Regions from separate parts of the Mus musculus genome. Here region 1 is linked to region 2. Evidence: chromatin loops called from intact Hi-C (ENCODE). Cell type or tissue: heart. All regions are shown on one strand. Links, peaks and the distances in the headings refer to the core of each region. The heading gives the core; the rest is flanking DNA.

Region 1 (2,818 bases), core at 309-2,808, 490 kb after region 2:
CAAAGGTCCTTCGAGATAATACAAATAAATAGTGTAGGCCAGCAGGACCCGCTGAGACACTTGGTCCAGTTAGCTTCCTCAGTTAAAAACCAACGCAAGTGAGGCCAACAGCATGGCCACACAGTCCCAGCAGGGAAGAGAAGGAAGTGCAGTGGGGTTAGGAAAGAGGCTGCCAGGGATTCTCATGGGTCTCTTACCCAACGTCTTCTCAAAACTGTTTTTCCACTTAGCTCTGTGTGAAGTATGGCCAAGATAAGGAGGGGAAAGGATAGTTTTCATTTCCGTCTTTCAGCTGGGACCCTAGAGGGAAAGACTGATGTCTCAAGCAGAAAGTCTATGTGAAACAAACTGGATCTAGCATAGTGGACCAGTTAAAACCAAAACAGTTTACAGCAAACAAACGAAAACAACAAACCTTTGGCCAGTAAACTCTTAGTTTCATTTTAATGTGTAGGTTTGTGGTCTAATCTTGAACAAGACAACTAGATAACGTCCCAAAGTCACAACATGGACATGTCCACGTTCAGCTGGCACAGACTAGTGACCCATGCTCTTCAGTTTACTCAAGAGGAAACTTAAAGGGAGGGGTGAAGAACAGGAAGGGAACTCTGTGTTACAGCTCCATGCATGTGACTTTATTTAATAATGCTACAAAGCATCACTGCTGTCACCTTGAAGACGGAGAAAGATGGGAATTTAAGAAACTTATCCAAAGGTGCTGGTGACTCCGTGCCTGGAAAGAGTTGAACGTGTTCAACTTTGTTGTGGTATATCTTCCAGACAAGAGACCAGGCATAAACCCCTCAGCATATGTTCTGGTAACCTACACAGTGCGTAGAAAGCACTAGAACGAGGTTCAGAAGAGCGAGATTTCAAATCTAAACCTCCTGAGTCCTGTGCCGATGTTCATTTAATAATGGCTAATGTCTTAAAGAGGAGACCACAGGCAAAGGCTGGGACTTCAGGTGACTTACAATAACAGGATAGGCACAGAGATAAATTAGTTGGTTAACGTTAGGAGAGGCCTTATTTCAACCAGTGGTCATGCCCAGTGAGGCTCTCAACAGCAAGGTTTTCCCAGTTCTTGACTGATGGTACCATGGAGGTAATCAGCCGGTTGAATTTCCATTGTGTGGGGAATAAGATGTGAAAAATTAAAATTTATCCTTCACTTATCTAAAAATAGCACAGCTTGGTAAACAGAATCAAGTTTCTGATAAAGTTACTGGTTTGCAAGGCCCAGCTTTAGTTAGAGAACCTTGTTCTGCCTGGATGGAAAGGTCACACTGCGTCCTCTGTCTACCAAAAGGGGACTGTTAGGCTATCCTTATGCCTACGGTGAAAACTCAACCTACATTTAGTATGAAGTAAACTCAACCTTGAAAGTAAAAAACACTTTTTGCTGTAGGTACTGCTTCCTTTTATCAGGTAAGTTGGCAAGCAGGCTCAGGACTGCCGAAGACCAACTAAGTTCTCTGCTGCCCTCTACAGGAAATACTGTGAAATGCAGGGGCAGCCTGCTTTTCTCAACATGGTAATCACGTTTGTTTAGGTTACTATATCGATGATTACATAAACAAGTTTTTCATTTGAAGAAAAACATAGATTATTTATACCTCTGACCCTCATGTAAACATTTATTTAAATGTTGTATAGTGCATAAAACACATTCCACAGATCATAAATACTTCAGGACCTTTTCTAAATGCAAGGAACTGTTCTATTTTTAAAACTCTAGACTTAAAAATCACAAATATGTAACATGTATTATTTTTCTACTAAAATAGATAAGTTATAAATAACATTCAAAAGTGTTACTAAAAAAGGAAGCACCAATAAAGAAATGGGAACTTTTGAGAAATCTACTACTAACAAAAAAGTACAGAAACATTATGAAAGAAATGAGTAATGAAGTTATTTGTGGATTTGTTTTTTAAAAAGTCACTGATTTAAAAAGTGTGTGTATTCAAGCTTTAGTAAGTACTTTGGTGTAGAAAAGAGCTTAGCTGAGGTCAATTAAGTGCTATTGAACAAGAGTACAAAAGATGATGTTTGCATCTTGTTCTTTGTAAAGATAACACAAATACCAAGTAAAATGAGTACTGCTGTTTGTGGTGACTTTGTCTCAAATACACAGGATAATAATAATTTCCAGTAGAGTGTATTAGTTCCTATCTTGAGATTTATTATTATTATTATTATTATTATTATTATTATTATGTGTGTGATATGTATGTGTGCAGATATGAATCAGAGGACGGCTTTAGGGCCTGGTTCTCTCCTTCCACTGCGAGTTCTAGGGATCAGACTCTGGGTGTTTGGCTTGTGTGACCAATGCCTTGACCTCCTGTGTCATCTTGCCAGGCCACATCTCTTCTGATACACTAGGATGCTGGTTCCTCCCATTTTCTCTGAACCTAAACTGGTCCAGGTTGCTGCATCTTCAGCACTCTTCCCTCTCCTTACTCTGAGTTCAGCCCCTGCTCCTGCACTGTATCGTGCCTCACCTGCACTGCACAATGCCTCACCTGCACTGCACTGTCCTTCACCTGCACTGCACAATGCCTCACCTGCACTGCACTGTCCTTCACCTGCACAGCATCGTGCCTCACATGCACTGTGTCATGCCTCACATACACTGCACTGTCCTTCACCTGCACTGCACAATGCCTCACATGCACTGCACTGTCCTTCACCTGTACAGCATCGTGCCTCACCTGCACTGTCCTTCACCTGCACAGCATCGTGCCTCACCTGCACTGTATCGTGCCTCACCTGCACTGTATCGTGCCTCACCTGCACTGCACTGTCCTTCACC
Region 2 (2,818 bases), core at 127-2,626:
AAAGGAACTCACACAATATGTACTCACTGATAAGTGGATATTAGCCCAGAAACTTAGGATACCCAAGATATAAGATACAATTTGCTAAACGCATGAAACTCAAGAAGAACAAAGACCAAAGTGTGGACACTTTGCCCCTTCTTAGAATTGGGAACAAAACACCCATGGAAGGATTTACAGAGACAAAGTTTCAAGCTGTGACGAAAGGATGGACTATCTAGAGACTGCCATATCCGGGGACCCATCCCATAATCAGCTTCCAAAAGCTGACACCATTGCACACACTAGCAAGATTTTGCTGAAAGGACCCAGATATAGCTCTCTCTTGTGAGACTATGCCAGGGCCTAGCAAACACAGAAGTTGATGCTCATAGTCTGCTATTGGATGGATCACAGGGACACCAATGGAGGAGCTAGACAAAGTACCCAAGGAGCTAAAGGGATCTGCAACCTTATAGGTGGAACAACATTATGAACTAACCAGTACCACGGAGCTCTTGACTCTAGCTGCATATGTATCAAAAGATGGCCTAGTCAGCCATCACTGGAAAGAGAGGCCCATTGGACTTGCAAACTTTATATGCCCCAGTACAGGGGAATGCCAGGGCCAAAAAGTGGGAGTGGGTGGGTAGGGGAGTGGGGGGAAGGGTATGGGGGACTTTTGGGATAGCATTGGAAATGTAAATAAGGAAAATACCTAATAAAAATATTTAAAAAAAAAGATTTATTTCACATACAGCATTCTGCCTGCAGGCCAGGAGAGGGCACCAGATCTCATTGTAGATGATTGTGAGCCACCATGGTACCTGGGAATTGAACTCAGGACCTCTGGATCAACTGCCAGTACTCTTAACCACAGAATCACCATTACTCCATGGCTATTACTGCTGTCCTAATCTCCTTAGTGTCTCCGGTTTATTTTCTCATGAATGTTATTTTGCCATGATAACGTTTGATCTTACACTGCACTCAGAAGGGACACACATCTGCAATAACATGTTCATTTTGGATGTCAATTACTGAAAATTGTATTTGGTAATCAAACATTTGTCTCTGTTTGTATTTAGCCTGGAACTATGTATGTAAACTAGGATGTTCTCCTCCCTGATATCTACCTACTTCTGCCTCCTACCTGAGTTCTTGTACTAACAGTGGGCCACCACCATGACACCACAAACAACTAAGTGCTTACCGGGGAATTTTATAAACTATGCTATTAGCTTAGATGATTCACGACATCTGACATGAATTTTAGCTGGGTATTTCGAGGTATTTTTCTATTGGACTAGATGGAAGTCACTGGCCTGAGTTGTCTAATGACGTTCAGTGCCTTGGGTTGCCTAGCAGTTTCATGAGTCTGAAAGTCCTTTGGACTTTTGCCAGATTGAGGGATGCGCACGAATCTTACAGGAAATCAAGTGTCCATTTCTTTAAAACTGAGGCTGGGTTTCTTTTGAGAGAGGAGTCCTTGTGGTAAGGATGATTCAGGTCTCCTCCAACACTTGGAAATGAAGCCAGCCAAGGCAACTGTGGGAGAAGACAACTCAGTTGCACTAACTTCTTTATTCCACAAGGTGGCATCCCATACTTGGTCTCTATATCCTCATTTCATCAGGACAAGCACATAAACTACCTTTGGCCAGAAGGGGTCGCAATAACACCACTGGTCTGTTTCCCTATTTGTGGAGTGTGGCCACTGAGCCCTAGTAAGTGGCCATCAATGTTTTTTGTTTTTGTTTTTCTGGTTTTTTTTTTTTTTGTTTTTTTGTTTTTTTGTTTTTTTTTTTCCGAGACAGGGTTTCTCTGTGTAGCCTTGGCTGTCCTGGAACTCACTCTGTAGACCAGGATGGCCTCAAACTCAAAAATCTGCCTGCCTCTGCTTAACAAGTGCTGGGATTAAATATGTGCGCCACCACTGCCTGGCCAGCGATCAAACTTGTTGGGTTTTTTAGGGTTTTGTTTTTTTGTTTTTGTTTTTGTTTTTTGTTTTTTGTTTTGTTTTGTTTGGTTTGGTTTGGTTTGGTTTGGGTTTTGGAGACAGGGTTTCTCTGTATAGCTCTGACTGTCCTGGAACTCACTTTGTAGACCAGGCTGGCCTTGAACTCAGAAATGCACCCGCCTCTGCCTTCCGAGTGCTGGGATTAAAGGCATGCACCACCACACCCGGCTGCGATCACTCTTATAGAAAGCATACTGCTGTGGTCAGAATGGACAAATGTGATATTTTAAGTTCTGTCACTAGTAAGAATTAAAAGTTGACATTGGGCCATATTCTAGCGTACAATAATCTATTGAAGGTTTTTCTTGACACTTATTAATATAAAGGTATAAGAATAAAAAAGGCACAGGTAACCCATTTTTTTTCTGCGGATAGCATAATAACATGTATGAAAACCACAAGGATATCAATAAAAAAGCTATTATCAGCATTAAGGAAATTTTTCAAGCTGATTGACCATTAATTATTATACATGAATTGTATTTAAAAATCAAAGAAAAGAATATGCTAATGAATACTGAACAAAAAGACTGCATGTTTTCATTTTTCATTTTAATTTTGTTTCACTCGGTGTGCGTGTGTCCCTACATTTTATGCGGATGTATAAAAATATGAATGTCTCGATGACATAAACAAAGTAAAACTGTCCTGAGGGAGAAAGAGGAAAGAAAAGAAAGGATAATGCTATTGAGAGGCAGAGATAGGCCCAATATACAATACATGCATATATGAAAATCACACACACAGACACACACTTACTTGTGCAATAGCAGCAAGGTACTCCACAGATAAAAGAACTTGCTGTATAGTATGACTACC

The links. Peaks named below come from ENCODE experiments on the same cell type or tissue, not always from the same donor. Only the 100,000 strongest peaks of a DNase experiment are listed, where the experiment ranks them.
Region 1: it touches region 2 in a loop (6-fold over the local background); 9 of 42 quality-filtered maps call a loop at or near these places.

The regions. Positions count from the first base shown.
Region 1 is chr13:3,895,634-3,898,451 of GRCm38, forward strand. The region is part of intron 3 of Net1 (neuroepithelial cell transforming gene 1); the gene reads right to left. Among named protein-coding and RNA genes, the nearest start is that of Net1, 21 kb to the right of the region's middle. In heart, for the core only: a CTCF peak has its summit at 1,489 (motif pointing left); a DNase peak (open chromatin) is centred at 1,468.
Region 2 is chr13:3,405,198-3,408,015 of GRCm38, forward strand. No RefSeq gene overlaps it. Among named protein-coding and RNA genes, the nearest start is that of 2810429I04Rik, 72 kb to the right of the region's middle. In heart, for the core only: CTCF peaks have their summits at 762 (motif pointing right) and 1,612 (motif pointing right); a DNase peak (open chromatin) is centred at 1,644.